2 separate regions of the Homo sapiens genome follow, and region 1 is linked to region 2. Evidence: read pairs that join two places in POLR2A ChIA-PET (ENCODE). Cell type or tissue: Panc1. All regions are shown on one strand. Each heading gives the region's core, and the rest is flanking DNA. Links, peaks and the distances in the headings are about the cores only. Region 1 has its middle 280 kb from the start of LINC02100. Region 2 has its middle 350 kb from the start of LINC02100.

Evidence for each region. ChIA-PET counts read pairs that join two places held together with the same protein. Peaks named below come from ENCODE experiments on the same cell type or tissue, not always from the same donor. Only the 100,000 strongest peaks of a DNase experiment are listed, where the experiment ranks them.
Region 1: POLR2A ChIA-PET joins it to region 2 with 10 read pairs; 2 of 35 experiments call an interaction of 5 or more read pairs at or near these places.

Annotation. Positions count from the first base shown.
Region 1 is chr5:19,017,018-19,027,357 of GRCh38, reverse strand. No RefSeq gene overlaps it. Among named protein-coding and RNA genes, the nearest start is that of LINC02100, 280 kb to the right of the region's middle. In Panc1, for the core only: no CTCF peak of the experiment used is centred there; no DNase peak of the experiment used is centred there; H3K4me3 peaks cover 216 bases; H3K27ac peaks cover 2,938 bases.
Region 2 is chr5:19,092,616-19,102,955 of GRCh38, reverse strand. No RefSeq gene overlaps it. Among named protein-coding and RNA genes, the nearest start is that of LINC02100, 350 kb to the right of the region's middle. In Panc1, for the core only: no CTCF peak of the experiment used is centred there; no DNase peak of the experiment used is centred there; H3K27ac peaks cover 643 bases.

The sequences.
Region 1 (10,340 bases), core at 714-8,713, 75 kb after region 2:
ATCTTTCTTAGTATAATAATTCTTTTTGCCTTAAGATCTGTTTTCTCTGAAATTATGATAGCTAAAATATTTTATTTTTGTTGCTGTTGGCATATTTTCCTACCTTTTATATTCAACCTTGTATATAAGTTGTGTTGTGCTAAGCAGCATGAAGGTTCTCATCAGTTAGTTATTACTGTTTAACAAACTACTCCCAAACTTAGCAGCTTAAACCAATAAATATTTACTACTGATCACAAGTGTACCGGTCAAGTGGGCAGGTTTTTCTGGTTCAAGATGTGTCCATTCATACCTCTGAGGTCAACTTGCAGGTTGATTACAAAGCTCTTCTATTCTTAGCTGCCTTTCTCTCATGTTGATGTCTTAAGAATTACCTTTGCTGAGACAACTTGTTTTCTTCTCTGTGATGTTTCTATGGGCTAACCTAAGCTTATTTACTTGGACATAACAGGGTTAAGTGACAGAGTGAAATTATATGAGAATTCTTGAAATGTACGCTGAGAACTGGCACAAACCATCACTTCCACCTCAAATTACCAGACAAAGCAATGAACAAGGACAACCCCGATTCAAGGGGTGGAGAAATATACTCCACTATTGTTAAGAGTTGTGCATATTTATACTGTATAGACGATGGGTATAATTAGGGTAAAATATTGTTGTCATTGTAATAAGTCTTTCATAACTTTTCAGGGTAGTCTTTAAGAATTTGCCTTATAGAAAACTCAGTCTTCTCACATTTAACTTGTTAGTCATTATTATAATTTTCTACAATCAATATTCATTTATATTTAGTCACAAAATTACCCTTTGCATTAACTTTTTTCTTCCTGTATTCCTAGTTCCCTCATAGGATCATCTTTTCTCTACCTTAAGGAGTGTTTTTTACATTAAAATTTGTATTGGCCTGATAGTAAATAATTATTTAGGTTTGTATCAGTAAATACCTTTATTCACCTTCACTTTTGAAAGATATTTTCAGTGGTTATTACATTCCAGTTTGGAGGCATAAGTTGTTGCATTTGATAAATTTCCATAGTTTCCTCATTCTTCTCTTTGGAAACATGATGTGAGATTTATATCATCTCCCTTCCCCATCTTAAATAGGATTTCTAGTTAAAACATAAAATATTCAGTTAAATTTAAATTTCAGGTTTTCAATGAATTTTTAATACAAGCATATCGCACACAATATTTGTCATATAATTATGTAAAAATGTCTTAACCACTTATCTGAGATTCACATTTAACTGAGTGTCTGTATTGTTATTTACTAAATCTTAGAACCCTACCTAACCCATAGCTGAGAACCTCAGATCAATCAGAATGGAAAATACCATAACTTACAAGACAGTTTGTATGTTGTTATCAGCTTTAATTTCTGCATGCATTTGACATGCTATGGAGGTATTGATTTCTGCATAGACTGTGAGGAAGAAATCTAATTTATTATTTTCTATGGAATAATTATTTCTTACCAGCTCATCTCTTCATTGATGTGATATGCTACTTCTCTCGTAGATTATGGTTCCATACATGTACAAATGTTATTCTGAGCTCTGTGTTTCATACAAGTTGAGTTCTCACATATAATGTCAAGGATCTTTATCATGCTAAAGGTGTTTCTGGATATAAGCAAAAACCTAGAAAGAGATACCTGCTCTTCTCTTTCCTCCCACATGTGAAAAAAATCAAATTATAGAATCTGAGAGCTGCACTTGTGGGTTTATATGTAGAATTTGGATTTTAGAAAATATAATGTATACTTTTATTTCATTTTATAAAAACAGCTTCACTTGTCAAATTTGTCAAAAACGTTTGTATAAAGAAAAGTTAACTTGTTCATAGCTAAGACATTGTGTTTTTTTAACTTTTATTTTAGGTTTTGGGGTTACATGTGAAGTTTTGCTACCTAGGTAAACTCATGTCACAGGAGTTTGTGGTACAGATTATTTCATAACCCAGGAATTAAGCCCAGTACTCGATAGTTATATTTTCTGCACCTCTCTCTCCTCCCACGCTGCCCCCTCAAGTAGACCCTGGTGTCTCTTGTTACCTTGTTTGCAATCACAAGTTCTCATCATTTAGCTCCTATTTGTAAGTGAGAACATACGATGTTTGGTTTTATGTTCATGCATTAGTTTGCTGAAGATAATGGTCTCCAGCTCCATCCATGTTCCCACGAAAGACAGGATCCCATTTTTTTTTGGAGATGAATCTCGCTCTGTCGCCCAGGCTGGAGTGCAGTGGCGCAATCTTGGCTCACTGCAACCTCTGCCTCCAGGGTTCAAGCGACTTTCCTGCCTCAGCCTCCCGAGTAGCCGGGATTACAAGCACGCGCCACCACGCCTGGCTAATTTTTGTATTTTTAGTAGAGACAGGTTTTCACCATGCTGTTCAGGCTGGTCTCAAACTCCTGACGTCGTGATCCACCCACCTCGGCCTTCCAAAGTGCTGGGATTACAGGTGTGATGATCCCATTTCTTTTATTTTTATTTATTTTTATTTTTTGACGGAGTTTTGCTCTGTCACCCAGGCTGGAGTGCAGTGGTGCAATCTCGGCTGACTGCAACCTCCACCTCCCGGGTTGAAGCGATTCTCCTGCCTCAGCCCTCCTGAGTAGCTGGGATTACAGGCACGTGCCACCATGCCTGACTAATTTTTTTTGTATTTTTAGCAGAGACGGGGTTTCACCACATTGGTCAGGCTGGTCTCAAACTCCTGACCTCATGATCCACCCACCTCAGCTTCCCAAAGTGCTGGGATTACAGGCATGAGCCACCGTGCCTGGCCAGAGCCCATTTCTTATGATTGTATAGCATTCCATTGTGTGTATGTACCACATTTTCTTTATTCAATCTGTCGTTGATGAGCATTTAGGATGATTCCATGTCTTTGCTCTGGTGAATAGTGCTGCAATTAACATTTGTGTGTGCATGTGTCTTTATGATAGAACTATTTATATTTTTCTGGGTATATACCTGGTAATGGAATTGCTGGGTAGAATGGTAGTTCTGTTTTCAGCTCTTTGGTAGTTCTGCCTTCCACAATGGTTGAACTGATTTATACTCCCACCAGCAGTGTATAAATGTTCCCTTTTTCTGCATCCTTGCCAGTATCTATTATTTTTTGACTTTTTACTATCAGCCATTCCAACTGGTGTGGGATAGTATCTCATTGTGGTTTTGATTTGCATTTCTCTAATGATCAGTGATATTGAGCTTTTTTGCAATGCTTGCTGGTCGCATGTATATCTTCTTTTAAAAAGTGTCTTTTCATGTCCTTTGCCCACTTTTTAATGGGGTTGTTTTTCTCTTATACATTTTCTTTTCTTATAGATGCTGGAGATTAGACCTTTTTCAGATGCATAGTTTGCAAATATTTTCTCCCATTCTGCAGGTTGTCTCTTTACTCCATTGATAGTTTCTTTTCCTGTGCAGAAGCTGTTGAGTTTAATTGGATCCTATTTGCAAATTTCTGGTTTGCTGCAATCGCTTTTGGTGTCTTTGTCATGAAATCTTTGCCTATACTTATGTCCAGGATGGTATTGCCTAGGTTGTCGTCCAGGGTTTTTATACTGTTGGGTTTTTATGTGTAAGTCTTTAATCCATCTTGAGTTGTTTTTTTATATTGCGTAAGGAAGGGGTCCAGCTTCAGTCTTCTGCATATGGCTAGCCATTAGAAAGCTTCATTTCTTCTTCATGACAGCAATGGCCATAAAAAGGTAGAATGGAGAATATAAGGAGATATTATCATATTGAAATATTAATAAAAACTCTTAATTATTTTATATCGTATAGAGGATGGGTATAATTAGGGTAAAATATTGGGTTAGCATTTATCGACCCCTTCATGGCAAGCAGAGTGTACGTGCTTATCCATAATATGTAATTTAATTATCTACTAGCCCAATCAACCAAGGACTATTATTGTCCTTATTTTGCAGAGGAAATTGCTAAGTAACATCACTGACAAGTGACATACTAAGGATTCATATCAATATCATCACATTCCAGAGGTGCAACGTGTAGCCACCACCTTTCCAGGCAAAGAATGGAAGTGCTTATCCATCTGTGTGCATCTTTTATTCAAAAGAGTACTAAAACCAACAGGACTTTATGAAATTTGCCACAACACATGCTATTGGCAGTGACCAAACTCACATAAGGTCTTGTGGGCTAAGCAGCAATGGTTTCATTCCATCCTTGCACAAGAAGAATGCAGGCTCCTTGATAGCATCTTGCCCCAAGAATAAGGTCAGAGATTGAGAAGAAGGAGGGAGGGATAAGTGGGTGCTGCTCCTATTTCCTTCATTGTGCTAACACTCATTGAAATGGCCTCTTTCTTTTCCTGAAGTGCTGGTTTTATGAACTTTTAATTTGGATATTTCTGCAAGTTTGTTTAGAGAGAATTGGGATAAGGCGTGTTCCTTTACTCCAGTTTCTTTAGCATGTCCTCCCTTGTGGACTCCTGAAATAGATGGCTTTTGTTTCTCTGGGGAGTGACTTATTATCATGAACAATGAATTGCTGTACTTTGTCTAAACGGCATGTAAATTTGAGTACTAACCTACATTTTAAATTGAAGTATGTGCCAATAACTCATCATAGGCTGTCCAGAACATGAGCAAATATAAGAAGACATATCTCAAATGTGAAGTCCTAATTAGGGAAAAGAAGTCAGGCTGGTAGGACCAGGGAAAAACAAAAAGCAGATAAGCTACAAGTATGCCTTTCTTCGTAGTCCGGGACACATAGCCTTCCTGTGTAAATAACTCACAATCTTCCGTGCCCAACTATCACCAAACACCTGAAAGTTAGCTCACTACAACCTTGGCATTATCAGTACTGCACAAAGCCCACTTCAGCATACTGCATAAAAACTATGCTATAAAATCTCCAGCAAACCTTTGTGTTTTTTTTTTTGCTGTCGCTTCTGCTTGTCTGCATGTTGCTGTTTTGCGATGTATTTTCCAACTTATATGAATAAATCTGCCTTTATCTACAACTCTCTTGGTAAATTCTTTTACCCCTGTGCCACCGGCCCAGATAGTCATCACTCCCTGGTGACATTACACATAAAATCATATACTTCAGTTTAGTATGTCATGTAAAATATACTTCATTTAGATCAGGACAGGGGTGAATAGTATCTTAGCTCCAGCTCATTTATTTCATGAAATTTATTCTGTTGGTATAGGGTTGAGGGAAAATCTATCAGTTACTCATTGGTAGTGAATACATTTGGGGTGAAAGAATCTTTCACTTGTTTTCTCAACAAATAATAAACAGATGGACATTCTGATAGACTGTTGTTAGTATATATGTATGCAAAAGATTTCCCATGTTTTCAAATAGGTACAACAGCATTTAGTAAAGACTCAGGAACCAGATCAATTGTGTTGACAACTTCCCAATGGGGAAGGTGTTCAGCTCTTGCTTCTGTCCTAATGAGTGTCTCTATACAAAATCCCAGGCTTATACCATAAGGAAAGCTTGTCATCTAATCAACCACAACCTGGTTCAACAATACAGGTAAGGAATAATCCCCATCACTGGCTGGGCACAGTGGCTCACGCCTGTAATCCCAGCACTTTGGGAGGCCGAGGTGGGTGGATTACGAGGTCAGGAGATCGAGACCATCCTGGCTAACACGATGAAACCCCGTCTCTTCTAAAAATACAAAAAATTAGCTAGGTGTGATGGCGGGCGCCTGTAGTCCCAGCTACTAGGGAGGCTGAGGCAGGAGAATGGCGTGAACCCGGGAGGCGGAGCTTGCAGTGAGCTGAGATCGCGCCACCGCACTCCAGCCTGGGTGACACAGCGAGACTCCGTCTCAAAAAAAAAAAAAAAGTCCCCATCACTAAATTTTTCTTTTCTTATATGTTCTTCTCCCCTCCAAAAGTAAAAATAAAAAAAATCAATTATTATTAAACCAATAAACATATATTACAAACCAGATTATTTTATGTTTCTAAATGCCCTAAGCAAGGTTAGGAATATAATACTTTTGTGTTCCATAAAAAATAAGAACTTAAGATATACTAAATAGTGAAATTTATAAATGTAGGAAGAAATTAGAGATAGAATAAAATGATCTAGTAGGTGCACGTGGGAGAGGATCAACTGTCATAATGGGTATGATGCTTGGAGATGATGCTAAAAAAATACTTACTCCTAGTATGATAAGCCCGGAAATAATTCACACATCTCTTGAATTTTTCCCTTGTTTTAACCAATTTTAAATTTGTCTTTAGATTTCAGGTAAAATCTAGTCTTCTGAAGATGTGCAGGTTTAAACTCTGGCATCCCTAAGATCATACTTCCTAAGTGGAAAAGCACCTTAAACAGCCACCTACCATGAACTTCGCCCTTATTTATTGCAGCTGCTTCCTGAATGGATTTTAATTTAATGTTACTGTTGAGGCACAAAAAACAGAAATGAAACTTATCAATCTTCAAGGGTCAACACAAACATCAAGAACACAGAACAAAAAGAGAAAACAATAAATAAATTGAGTTTAGCCAAAATTAAAACTTTCATGCTTCAAGAAAAATAACATTGAGAAAGTAGACAACCCACAGAATGAGAGAAAATATAGGCAAATTGTATGCCTTATAAAAGATTTGCATCTAAAATATATATATAAACCCTTAAAATTTAATAATAAAAGGACAAATAATCCAATTAAAAATAGACAAAGTAGATATAGACATTTCTCTAAATAATACATACAAATGACCAACATGTATATGAAAATATGCTCAATATTATTAGTCATTAGACAAACACAAATCAAAATCATGACATATCACTTTGTACTCACTAGGGTAGCTATACTGAAAAAGGCAGATAATGACAAGCATTAGTCAGGATGTAGATAAACTGGAACCTTCATACACTTTTAGGGGAATGTAAAGTAATGGAGCAAACTCAGAACATTCTGACTGTTTCTGAAAACTTTAAACATGCATTTATCACACATCCCAAGAGTAATGGAAGCATGTATCCACACAAAAAGTTGTGCAAAAATGTTTATAAGAGCCAAAAGTAGAAGCAATCCAAATGCCCATCAACTCATAAGTGGATAAAATGAGGCATATTAATACAATGGAATGTTATTCAGCAATAAAATGGAAATATGTTGCATGCTACAATGTAAATGAATCTTGAAATAATTATACTAAACAAGTCATTACAAAAGACTACATATTATATAATTCCATTGATGTAGAATGTCTGGAATAGATGAATCTATGGAGACAGGAAATAGATTAGCTATTGCCTGGAAAGTGGGGTTAGGGAGAATTTGGAAGTGACTGCTAATGGCCGTAAGGTTTGTTGAGGATAGTAATGAAAATGTCGTAAAATTGGTTGTGGTGATGATTGCACAACCCTGTGAATATAGGAAAAGCAATTAAATGTAGTCTAAATAGTTGAATTTAATGTATGTGAATTTTATAAATGGTTACAAAACATACTAACAAAGAGTAGGGTCACTATAAACCTCTCTAGAGTGACCAGAGGTTCAGCAGGACCACGAATCAGCACCTCCTGGCTGATCTCCATCAGCAGGAAGATCAACTTTGTCAGATACACCTGATTCAGTCACAGCTGATAAGCGTGGGCTGAACGCACCAAAGGAACGTGCCCCATTATTTCAGACAATGTCTTGTGGCACAGGGAAAATATAGTCACATTTCCTGAAAAAACAAGTGGAAATCTCAGGAGCCTGTCTTCACTGAGTGTTAGCAGTCAGGACTGGTTTTGAGGTTGTCTTGTATGGAGAGAAGAAGTGTCATCATCCGAAGTTAAAAAACAAACTAATTTGAAAATAAAACAGCCTAAATAAAGCATCTCTCAAAAGAGTACAACCACATAACAGTCCCCAGATGTGAACAAAGGGGAATTATCCATCTAAGGAGTCCAGCAAGAAGTGAATGCTAAGGAAAAAGAGCCACCTAAGTTTGGAGATTTTAACCACAGCAGTAGCATATGGGATGCAGGTGGCTTTAGATTTGGACTAGGAAAAAAAAATGGTTAAGTAAAATACTAAAAAGTCAAAAGTTTGTAAAATGCAACAAATGATCAGGAAATCCACAGGAATTGCAGGATCACTGTGTTGGTTCCTTCTAGAAGGAGACAAAAAGTTAAAAAGTAAAACATCTTCAGAAAGGGACAGAGCAAGGCCAAAGGAAGCCTGAAACCAATGCAGTCCACCAGCAGCAAAGAAAGAGCTTTGCAACTCTGTTAGCTTGTTGTCCCAGGCAAGTAGCAAACCCGAGATGAAACCTTGCACCCTGACGTGGATGCCTGCGGCTGTTGATAACTGAAAAGAGCAGGCTGGGTTATTAGTGTGGGGTTGAGAAACAACAACAATCCTTTTATCAGGCAGACGCATTTCCCTGACCACAGTCAATAAAAATTTCCATAGTTAACTCTGCTTTCAGATGTTTTTCTTCTGTTCGATATTTTGTGGTAACAAAAAATGTTTTACCATGACATAACAAACAGGCAGTTAGAATGCTAACTATGATTCTCAAGTGAAAATATTTCATTTGCTGAAGGCTTGCTACTTCAAATGAGTTTATCCTGGCAGTGTAATATTACTTTTTGCAAAATAGGAACTGAAACTGGCTTTGTCTGAGATTATCGATTCATTTATTTTTTTAAAATAAAGTTTGGGGTAAAGAGTTTTATTTCTGACACATTCCCCAGAATGTAAAAAATTTACCTTCTTGGTTTAAAATGTATTGATGGATTAAATTATTCTTAGAATGGTTGTGTAAGCTGATATATTATAGCATTAATTATATTTTAACATAATTTGCAGAATGAGAAATAGGAAACATAAACTAGAATGTTAAGTTGAATAAAAATGCATGTTTGTACCTTTGTTGTCTCAAAGTTTATGAATATTTGTGAATCAGAACTTGAGTAGCAAAATGTCAGCCTCTGCCTTTTTCTTTCATAGCATCAATGCTCTTCATTCTCCTCGAGTTTGCTAAATGCTGCTTTAGATACAAGAATAATAAGAGATAAGAACAGAAAAGAGGAGAAAAGAAAGGAGGAAATGATAAATAAGTGAAAGCAGCATTTCATGCAGCATTAAAGACACTCATAAAAAACATTCTGTGGCAATCCTTTTTCTAAGATCCTGTTGCTATTCTATCTTAAATATAAGGAACTAAAATTCTACTGGAATAGAAGCTTTCTCACTTACCATCACTCTTTTATGTGAGCTTACAAATTTTGTAAATATGCAGAAAATCTTCTACATAACAACAGAAAAAGTTCTGATACTTTTAAAGCATAATTACAAGCATTTTTGAGCATGTCTAATCAGGTCACTGATGAATAGCTGGGCTACTTCATTTGTACTCATAGAATAGACAAGCAGCACATTCATAATCCTCCAATGACAAGGATCATATAACACTTTAAGGAGGCTACTGAAATAAAACACCCTCGATAACCTTTACTAACAGCAAAAGTGAAATATTTCTGTATGGTTAAAACAACTTGCCATTTTGCTTAACTCAGAACCTGTAGTCACTGTCTGCAATATACTTTTTATTTCTTTTTTTTTTAATTATACTTTAAGTTTTAGGGTACATGTGCACAACATGCCGGTTTGTTACATATGTATACATGTGCCATGTTGGTGTGCTGCACCCATTAACTCGTCATTAACATTAGGTATATCTCCTAATGCTATCCCTCCCCCAGCCTCCACCCCACAACAGGCCCCGGTGTGTGATGTTCCCCTTCCTGTGTCCATGTGTTCTCATTGTTCAATTCCCACTTATGAGTGAGAACATGCAATGTTTGGTTTTCTGTCCTTGCGATAAGTTGCTGAGAATGATGGTTTCCAGTTTCATCCATGTCGCTTCAAAGGACATGAACTCATCCTTTTTTATGGCTGCATAGTGTTCCATGGTGTATATGTGCCACATTTTCTTAATCCAGTCTATCATTGATGGACATTTGGGTTGGTTCCAAGTCTTTGCTATTGTGAATAGTGCCGCAGTAAACATGCGTCTGCATGTGTCTTTATAGCAGCATGTTTTATAATCCTTATACCCAGTAATGGGATGGCTGGGTCAAATGGTATTTCTAGTTATAGATCCTGAGGAATCGCCACACTGACTTCCACAATGGTTGAACTAGTTTACAGTCCCACCAACAGTGTAAAAGTGTTCCTGTTTCTCCACATCCTCTCCAGCACCTGTTCTTTCCTGATTTTTTAATGATCGCCATTCTAACTGGTGTGAGATGGTATCTCATTGTGGTTTTGATTTGCATTTCTCTGATGGCCAGTGATGATGAGCATTTTTTCA
Region 2 (10,340 bases), core at 1,260-9,259:
TATGCGGTAAGAATGTCCCATAAGGAGAGATCAACAAATGCAAAGCCACCGAAAGGGGTCATGCTTTCATGTCCGAGGCCCAACAAGGAGGCCAGCCTGACCAGATTGGAGCAAGCAAGTAGGTGATGAGCTTAGAGAGGTGATGGGGGGGGACATTTATTCTAAGGTGCCTGTAGGCATTTCACAGATATTTCTTGTTTCTTAATGACATGAAAAGGTATTAGAAAGTCGGAGCAGAGAAATTGCACGAGTGGTTTTAATTTTCAATTAGAATCAGTCTGGATGCTATAAGGGAAGCCATAGCAGAATGAGACAGACCAGGTGGAAGATCATTGACGTATTCTAGGTCAGAAAAGGTTGTAGCCAAGGAAAAGGTGAGCAGTGAGGGGGTAAGGGAGGTGTGTCTGTATAGAAAAGACTACAGGATATACTGGTAGTCTTTTCTAGATGGGGTGGAGTTTCAAAGAATGAGAAGACTCAGGAAGGACTCCAGTGTGTTTTGGCCTAAGCAATCGCAAGGCTGGAATTACCTTTTTTGTGAAATGAGGAAAAGTGCAAAGGAATAAATTTAGAATGTGTGTGTAGATCAGGAGCTTCCCAATAACCATACTCCTTTTGAGATGTCTAATAGAACTCTTAGTTGGAGAGGTCAAGTGGGCATTTGCATATACAGGTCAGGAGTTTAAAGAAATTACTGGCTTCGTGAAAGAATGTGGAGAGGGCAGTGGGGGTTATTGAGGTCCCACCCATCTCACCTTATATTTACTATTTCTTTGCATATTCTCTCAATTTTAGATTATCATCCTTTACCAAAGAGCTCTCACTTAATGACAGATCAGGGTGGGTAAATATTCCTGTTTCTTTCATCTTTCTGATGGGACAATCTAAGCATATGTTTTTCTCCAATTATCCTGGATCCCTAGAAGGATTTGAAGCCCTATTTTTCACTGGTAACTAGTTTCTTAACAAACTTATTTTTAATCTTTAGTTTCCTCACTAACTTTCCTATTCGTATAATGGTATTTTTGTAGGTTTATTCCCCCCACTCTCTGCCAAATAAACTACTTACACTTGAATCTTGATCTCAATATCTCTTTCTTAAAGAGCCTATATTAATAAAGGTAGTGTGTAATGTATAGATGGTATTTAATGCCAGGAGTCTGGATGAAAATATTAATCAATAAATGTAGGCAAAATGTTGGACATGTTGGCTTGTGCCTGGTCATCCCAGCTACTTGGAAGTCAGGCAAGAGAATCCCTTGAGCTCAGGCGTTTGAGACCAGCCTTGGCAACATAGTGAATCCCTGTCTCTAAAAAAAAAAAAAATTAAATAAATTAAATAAATATAGACAAAAAAATAAATAACCCAATGTGTGAACTTTAAGAAACTCTGAAATTAAATAATTGGATAGATAAGGAAGAATTAACAAAGGAGAGGAAAAACCTGTGTCTGGCGATAAAGAAATTGCATCAGGAAACCATAAGATACTGCAATCCAAGCAAAGAAAATACCTCAATGTGAATGGACTAGTCAGCACCGAGGAAGGTGGCTGGTAAGTCAAGGCCTGTTAGTTATTGGATTTAACAGTGTGAGTATTGATGACAATCAGACTTCTTAGCATCTTTTGGGCAAAATACAGAAATTTAGAGAGTTCTGGAGAAAATAGGGGGAGGAAATTAAAAACAGGAAATAAAAACAATTTTCTTTCAATTTTTATTATTCTTTAAGTTCTAGGGTACATGTGCACAATGTGCAGGTTTGTTGCATAGCTATACATGTGCCATGCTGGTTTGCTGCACCCATTAACTCATCGTTTATATTAGGTATTTCTCCTAATGCTCTCCCTCCCCCTGCCCCCCACCCCATGACAGGCCCCAGTGTGTGATGTTCCCCACCTTGTGTCCAAGTGTTCTCATTGTTCAATTTCCAGCTATGAGTGAGAACACGCGGTGTTTGGTTTTCTGTCCTTGTGATGGTTTGCTCAGAATGATGGTTCCCAGCTTCATCCATGTCCCTGCAAAGGACATGAACTCATCCTTTTTATGGCTTCATAGTATTCCGTGGTGTATATGTGCCACGTTTTCTTAATCCAGTCTATCATTGATGGACATTTGGGTTGGTTCCAAGTCTTTGCTATTGTGAATAGTGCCGCAGTAAACATATGTGTGCATGTGTCTTTATAGTAGTATGATTTATAATCCTTTGGGTATATACCCAGTAATGGGATCGCTTGGTCAAATGGTATTTCTAGCTCTAGATCCTTGAGGAATAGCCACACTGTCTTCCACAGTGGTTGAACTAGTTTACACTCCCACCAACAGTGTAAAAGCATTCCTACTTCTCCACATCCTCTCCAGCATCTGTTGTTTCCTGACTTTTTAATGATTGCCATTCTAACTGAAATGAGATGGTATCTCATTGTGGTTTTGATTTGCATTTCTCTGATGACCAGTGATGATGAGCATTTTTTCATGTGTCTGTTGGCTGCATAAATGTTTTCTTTTGAGAAGTGTCTGTTCATATCCTTTGCCCACTTTTTGATGGAGTTTTTTATTTTTTATTTTTGTAAATTTGTTTAAGTTCTTTGTAGATTCTGGATATTAGTCCTTTGTCAGATGGGTAGATTACAAAAATTTTCTCCCATTGTGTAGGGTGCCTGTTCACTCTGATGGTAGTTTCTTTTGCTGTGCAGAAGCTCTTTAGTTTAATTCCATCCCATATGTCTATTTTGGCTTTTGTTGCCATTGCTTTTGGTGATAAAAACAATTTTTTAAGAAGTTTCTCTGCTAAAGGGAGCAAAGAAACAAAGTGATAGCTATAGGGGTAGTGGACACAAGAGAGGCTATTTTTAATATAAGACAGTCATATTATGATTTTATGCTTATATAAACAAATAGGTCCAAAGGAAAATATTCATAATGAAAGATGGATCACCCTGGCAATATTCTTCAGCAGTTCAGGTAGCACAAGGCCCACTGTCCAGGTAAATAAGTTAACCTTAGATAGGAATAGCATATCTATTATTGTAACAGAGGCAAAGACAAATACATGGGTATAGATGTTCATTGATGGGTAGACTAATGGCAACTTCAAAATATTCTCTTCTGAACTCACATTATTTGGAGGCCTCTTGTTAAAGATGGAAAAAATTATGACATTTCCAAATAAAAAGAGTTTAATTTCTTCCTTTTTAAACTGAATGCCTTTTATCTCTTTTTTTGGCCAAATGATGAAGCTTGAACTTCTGGTACTATGTTGAATAAGAGTGGTGAAGTGAACGTACAGAAATACCTCATAGATAATACAGATTCAGTTCCAGACCACTGCGGTAACACAAATTTTCTGGTTTCCCGGTGCATATAACAGTTATATTTACACTCTATGGTAGCATTTTAAGTATGCAGTAGCAGTATGTGTCAAAAAACAATGTATATACCTTAAGTTAAAAATATTTTAATGCTGAAAAGTGCTAATGATCCTTTGAACCTTCACCAAGTCATCATTTTTTTGCTGGTGGAGGCTGTTGACTTGATGTTGAGTGCTGCTGACTGATAAGGGTGGTAGTTGACAACGGTTGGGTGTCTGTGGCAATTTCTTAAAACAAGACAATGATGAAGTTTGCACATTGATTGACTCTTCCTTTCACAAAAGATTTCTCTGTAGCATTTGATGATATTTGATAGCATTTTACACACAGTAAAACTTCTGTCAAAATTGAAGTCAGTCTTCTCCATCTCTGCTGTTGCTTTATCAACTAATTTTATATGATATTCTAAATTTTTTGTTCTTATTTCAACAATGTTTACAGCATCTTCACCAGGGGTAGTTTCTATCTCAAGAAACTACTTTCTTTCATCATCCCTAAGTAGCACCTCCTCATCTGTTCAAGTTTTACCATAAGATTACAGTACTTCAATCATATCTTCAGAATCCATTTCTAAGCCTTGGTCTCTTGCTATTTCCACTATATCTGTAGTTACTTCCTTCACTGAAGGCTTATATTCTTCAAAAGTCATTCATGAGGGTTAGAATCAACTTATTCCAAATTTCTGTTAATGTTGATAGTTTGCCCTCCTTCCAAGAATCATGAATGTTCCTAATGGCATCTAGAATGGTGAATCCTATCCAGAAGGTTTTCAATTCACTTTGCTCAGATTCATCAGAAGAATCACTGTCTATGGGAACTATAGCCTTACAAAATGTATTTCTTAAATAATGAGACTTGAAAGTCAAAATTACTCTTTGATCCACAGGCTGCAGACTGGGTGTTGTGTTAGCAGGCATGTAAACAACATTAATCTCCATGTACATCTTCAGCAGAGCTCTTGGATGACTGGGCACATTGTCAATGAGCAGTAATATTTTGAAAGGATTTTTTTTCTGAGCAGTAGGTCTCATCAGTGGAGTTAAAATATTCCATAAGTCAAACTTTAAGCAAATATCCTGTCATCTAGGCTTTATTGTTCCATTTATAAAGCACAGGTGAAGTAGATTTTGCATGATTCTTAAGAAAACCTAGGATTTTCAGGATAATAACTGAACATTGAGTTCAACTTAAAGTCAGCAACTGCAATATCCCCTAACAAGAGAGTCAGCCTGGTCTTTTTAAAGCTTTGAAGCCAGGTCTTGACTTCTCCTCGGTAGCTTGGAAAGTCCTAGATGGCATCTTTTTCCAATAGAAGGCAGTTTTGTCTATATTGAAAACCTGTTTAGTGTCATCAACTTCATTATTATCTCAGCTTGATTTTTCTGAATAACTTGTTCCAGCTTCCACATTACCACTTGCTTCTCCAACTTGCACTTTTATGTTAAGGAATGGCTTCTTTCCTTAAACCCCATGAACCAGCATCTGCCAGCTTCAGTCTTTTCTTTTGTAGATCCTTCATTTCTCTCAGCCTTCATAACATTGAAGAGAGTTAGGGCCTTACTCTGGATTAGGCTTTAGCTTAAGGAAATGCTATAGCTAGTTCGATCTTTCCTCCAGATCACTACAACTTTCTCAGTATCAGCAATAAGGCTATTTCCCTTTCTTATCATTCATGTTTCACTAGAATAGCACTTTTAATTTCTTTTGATAACTTTACCTTCACTTTGCCAACTCGTCTTTTTGCTACAAGAGGCTTACCCCTCAGCCTGTCTCAGCTTCAGACATGCACAAGCCTTCCTCATGAAGCTTAATCATTTCCAGTTTTTGATTTAAAGTGAGAGGTGTGTGACTCGTTCACCTGAATGCCTAGAGGACATTATAAGGTTACTAATTGGCCTGATTTCAATATTTTTGTGTCTCAGGGACTAGGGTGGCATGAGGAGAGGAGGAGAGAAGGGGGAATGCCCAGTTGATGGAGTAGTCAGTCCATACACAGAATTTACTACTTAAGTTCATTGTCCCTTATGGGCAAGATTTGTGGTGCTCCAAAACAGTTACAATAGTAACAGCAAAGTTCACTCATCATATATTACCATAACAGAAAAAATGATAATGAAAATTTTTGAAATATTGCTAGAATTACCAAATGAGACTCAGAGACACAAAGTGAGCCCGTGCAGTTGAAAAATATGGCACCGATGGACTTGTTCAACTCGGTTGCTACAAACCTTCTATTTGTATTTTTTTTTTTTTTTGAGATGGGAGTCCCACTGTGTCACCCAGGCTGGAGTGCAGTGGCGTGATCTCGGCTCACTGAAACCTCTGCCTTCTGGGTTTGAGCGATTCTCCTGCCTCATGCCTCAGCCTCCTGAGTAGCTGGGATTACAGGCACCTGCCACCATGCCACGCTCTTTTTTTTTTTTTTTTGTATTTTTATTAGAGACGGGGTTTCACTGTGTTAGCCAGGGTGGTCTCGATCTCCTGACCTCGTGATCTGCCCACCTTGGCTTCCCAAAGTGCTGGGATTACAGGTGTGAGCCACCACGCCCGGCCTTCGATTTGCATTTTTAAAAATCTGTGAAGTGCGAAGAAAAGAAGTTCAACAAAACAAAGTATGCCTGTATCGTAGTTATATTCTAATGTTGTTTAGAGATATTTTTTATTAAGAGATGTGGTCTTACTATGTTGTACAAGCTGCAGTGTGGTAACTATTCGTAGACACACTCACAGTGCACTACATACTTGAACTCCTGGGCAAGAGATCCTCCTGCTTTAGCTTTCTCAGTAGCTGGCACTACATGTGCATACCTCTCCATCTGGCTTAGATATTTTATTTTTTATTCCTTTTTATATTTAGGTTTATTTTGTAGTTTTATTTCTGCATCTCTAATTTGAATTATTTGTTCCATTTTGGTTACAACTTGCAGTTTCTTGTTTTAAATCTTCAAAATTGATAATATAAATTTTATTCTGAGTATCATTTCAAATAAATCTTGTCGGTTTAGTTAATGCATATTATTTATATCCATATTATATTCTTGAAATCATTTGAATTAGTTATTGGTTTATTTCCATTCATTATGCTAGTTTCAATGATGTGGTTTAGCTTTACAAGTAAGGAGATTTGTTGCTTGTTTTTAATTTCAAGTTTAATTCATTTGTGATCAGAGTGTAAAATCATATACATATATATCACTTTATAGACTTTTATTGATATTTTATTGCAGTACATTTCTACTTAATTGTTGTCACTATTCACAGACACATTAAAATGAAGCAAATTAAATATTTTGAGTTGATTTTGAAATGTATATGCATTTATTCATCAAATTCTATGGAAATATATCACATATATTTGTGGAATATGAGTACGTGATGTACCTCATCAATTAGGTCATTTATACCTTGTCTATCATCCCATGTGATTGTCATATCATGAGAAAAGTAAACTAAAGTACTACTGTGCTTCTTTGAAGTTATCTCTTAATAATTCCAGTGTTTGATTTACTACTTTGGTGGCTATGTTTTTGGGTGAAGGCTATTTTTGAAAATCAATATCATGAAAATGGCCATACTGCCCAAAGTAATTTATAGGTTCAGTGCTATCCCCATCAAGCTCTCGTTGACTTTCTTCACAGAATTAGAAAAAGCTACTTTAAATTTCATAAGGAACCATAAAAGAGCCCACATAGCCAAGACAATCCTAAACAAAAAGAACAAAGCTGGAGGCATCATGCTACCTGACTTCAAACTATATTGCAAGGCTACAGTAACAAAAACAGAATGGTACTGGTACCAAAACAGATATATAGACCAATTGGACAGAACAGAGGTCTCAGAAATAATGCCACTCATCTACATCCACCTGATCTTTGACAAACCTGACAAAAACAAGCAATGGGGAAAGGATTCCCTATTTAATAAATGGTGTTGGGAAAACTGGCTAACCATATGTAGAAAACTGAAACAGACCCCTTCCTTAAACCTTATACAAAAATTAACTCAAGCTGGATTAAAGACTTAAACGTAAGACCTAAAACCATAAAAACCCTAGAAGAAAACCTAGACAATACCATTCAGGACATAGGCATGAGCAAGGATTTCATGACTAAAACACCAAAAGTAATGGCAACAAAAGCCAAAATTGACAAATGGGATCTAATTAAACTAAAAAGCTTCAGCACAGCAAAAGAAATTATCAGCAGAATGAACAGGCAACCTACAGAATGGGAGAAAATCTTTGCAATCTATCCATCTGACAAAGGGCTAATATCCAGAATCTATAATGAACTTAAACAAATTTACAAGGAAAAAACAAACAGCCCCATAAAAAGTAGGTGAAGGATATAAACAGATACTTCTCAAAAGAAGACATTTATGTGGCCAACAAGCATACGAAAAAAAGCTTATCATCACTGATCATTAGAGAAATGCAAATCAAAACCACAATGGGATGCCATCTCACGCCAGTTAGAATGGTGATCATTAAAAAGTCAGGAAACAACCGATGCTGGAGAAGATGTGGAGTAATAGGAACGCTCTTACAGTGTTGATAGGAGTGTAAATTAGTTCAACCATTGTGGAAGACAGTGTGGCAATTCCTCAAGGATCTAGAACCAGAAATACCATTTGACCCAGCAATCCCATTACTGGGTATATACCTAAGAAAATGTAAATCATTTTACTGTAAAGATACATGCACACATATGTTTATTGCATCACTGTTCACAATAGCAAAGACTTGGAACCAACCCAAATACCCATCAATGACAGACTGGATAAAGAAAATGTGGCACATATACACCATGGAATACTATGCAGCCACAAAAATTATGAGTGCGTGTCCTTTGCAGGGACATGGATGAAGCTGGAAACAATCATTTTCAGCAAACTAACATGAGAACAGAAAAATAAAATCTCACAAATACTTTTTTTAAACAACCTAATACAAAAATAATTTAATATTATTTCTATCTTTAAAGAGATGGAATTACAAAATATTTTTTTAGACTACCATATATTTTTCAAAATATATATACATTGCTTATATTACTGTATTTATTTTTAAAAACAGAAAACCAAGCACTGCATGTTCTCACTCATATGTGGGAGTTGAGCATTGAGAACATATGGACACAGAGAGGGGAACATCACACACTGGGGCCTATTGGGGGTGGGAGGCTAGGAGAGGGATAGCATTAGGAGAAATACCTAACGTAGAGACAGGTTGATGGGTGCCACAAACCACCATGGCACATGTATACCTATGTAACAAATCTGCACGTTCTGCATGTATACCATAACCTAAAGTATAATAATAATAATAAAATCATTTTCTGTTTTTTTTTTTTTACCCTTAGGTATGTCTACATATTTTAATATTTTTTCTTTAACACTATTTCTTTCAAGTTATTGAAACATACTACATTTCTGGTAATATTTTACTATCTTCGGGCTAGTCTCAATTTACTCACATTCACCAGCTCAGATCTCAAGTGCTTTCCCTAGTTTGCTGTGCGGGCATAATTGTCAAGTGTCTCATGTGGTGGTGGGCTGGTAGACCACAAGAGAGGACTAACGCAGAAACGTTGGTCCGAGCCATTAAGCGTCCATATTGGCTGCCTTCTCTGTCCTCCAAAGAAGTGCATGGTGAATTGGCCTCTGAAAGAACTTCTTGCCTGAATCATCTATATGATAACCGAAAATTATTAGTACATGAAAGGGCTGCAACTATATGTTAAATGCTATCCTCATAAACTGACTATTAATGGAATTGACAAATCACCGTAGCAGAAATATAGAAGACAGAGAGAGTTGTTGAATTTAAGCTATCATCTTCCACAGTATTTCTAGTAGTGGCTTTAAGTTAGTTTCTTGTCCATTGGAAGAATGTTAACTTAGAATTGCAATAGGATAAATGATTACATTTTAAAATCAGCAGAAACACATACATTAGAAGCATGTTGACTAATATTAACCTTCCTATTGTTCTATCACATTCTGGAATTTATTTTATTTCAACATTAAAACTCCCAGTTCTATAATTTACATCTTTTGTTTTGTAATGCTGCTTCCACTGGAAAAATAGAAAGCTTTAATAAATAGAAGAACATAGTATTTATATGTATTAAGCTATTTATTAAAAATATACTTAAGTAAATCCAAACAAAATATCAACTGTGCTTTTAATTTTGACTTAATAATTTTAATAATATAAACCTAAAATTAATGTAAAGTAATAAGCAGATTAAAAAATTATTTTGAAAACGGTGATCTGCGTTCATAAGTCTTTGGATTATAACAATGAATTTTAAAAACTCATTTCTCTCTTATTCTGTCTCTCAGAAAGAAATGTCATCTATCTGTCTAGCCAGTTTATAAAACCATGAGCAACTTTGGTCAAATGTGATACTTTATTAAGAGTAGAAAAAGAAAAATCTATATTCTTGTCTCTTTTCTTACAACTAAATCCACATGGGTCAAATACTTAAATCCAAAAACTTTTAAACACAGAAATTCTAAAAGGGAAGTAATTGAGCATTTTTAGAATATCGAAGATGTGAACTTTCTAAGCATGAACTCCAAAGACACAATCAAAGACTGAATACATGGATACATACCTGCATTGTTCAACGAAACTACCTTATTAAAAACAAACTTTCAATATGAAAATAATACATAAACAGAATGTTAAAAGGCAAATTATAAAATAATCCAAAGACATATAGATTAAAATCAATAATGAGCTATTATTATCTCTATGAAAAAAGTAAACATTTTAATTACAAGATATTTCAGATGGTGCCCCTTAAGTTTTAGCTCAGCATGTAGACACCAGATGGAGTATGTACTTTTGGCATCCCTTACTGCTGGGTGTGGCAATATAATGGTTATCTGGACAATTGAAAGCAAGCAAAAATTGTTCCAGATTATGACATTATAAACTCACGTTTGTCCTGTCCACTTCCTCTT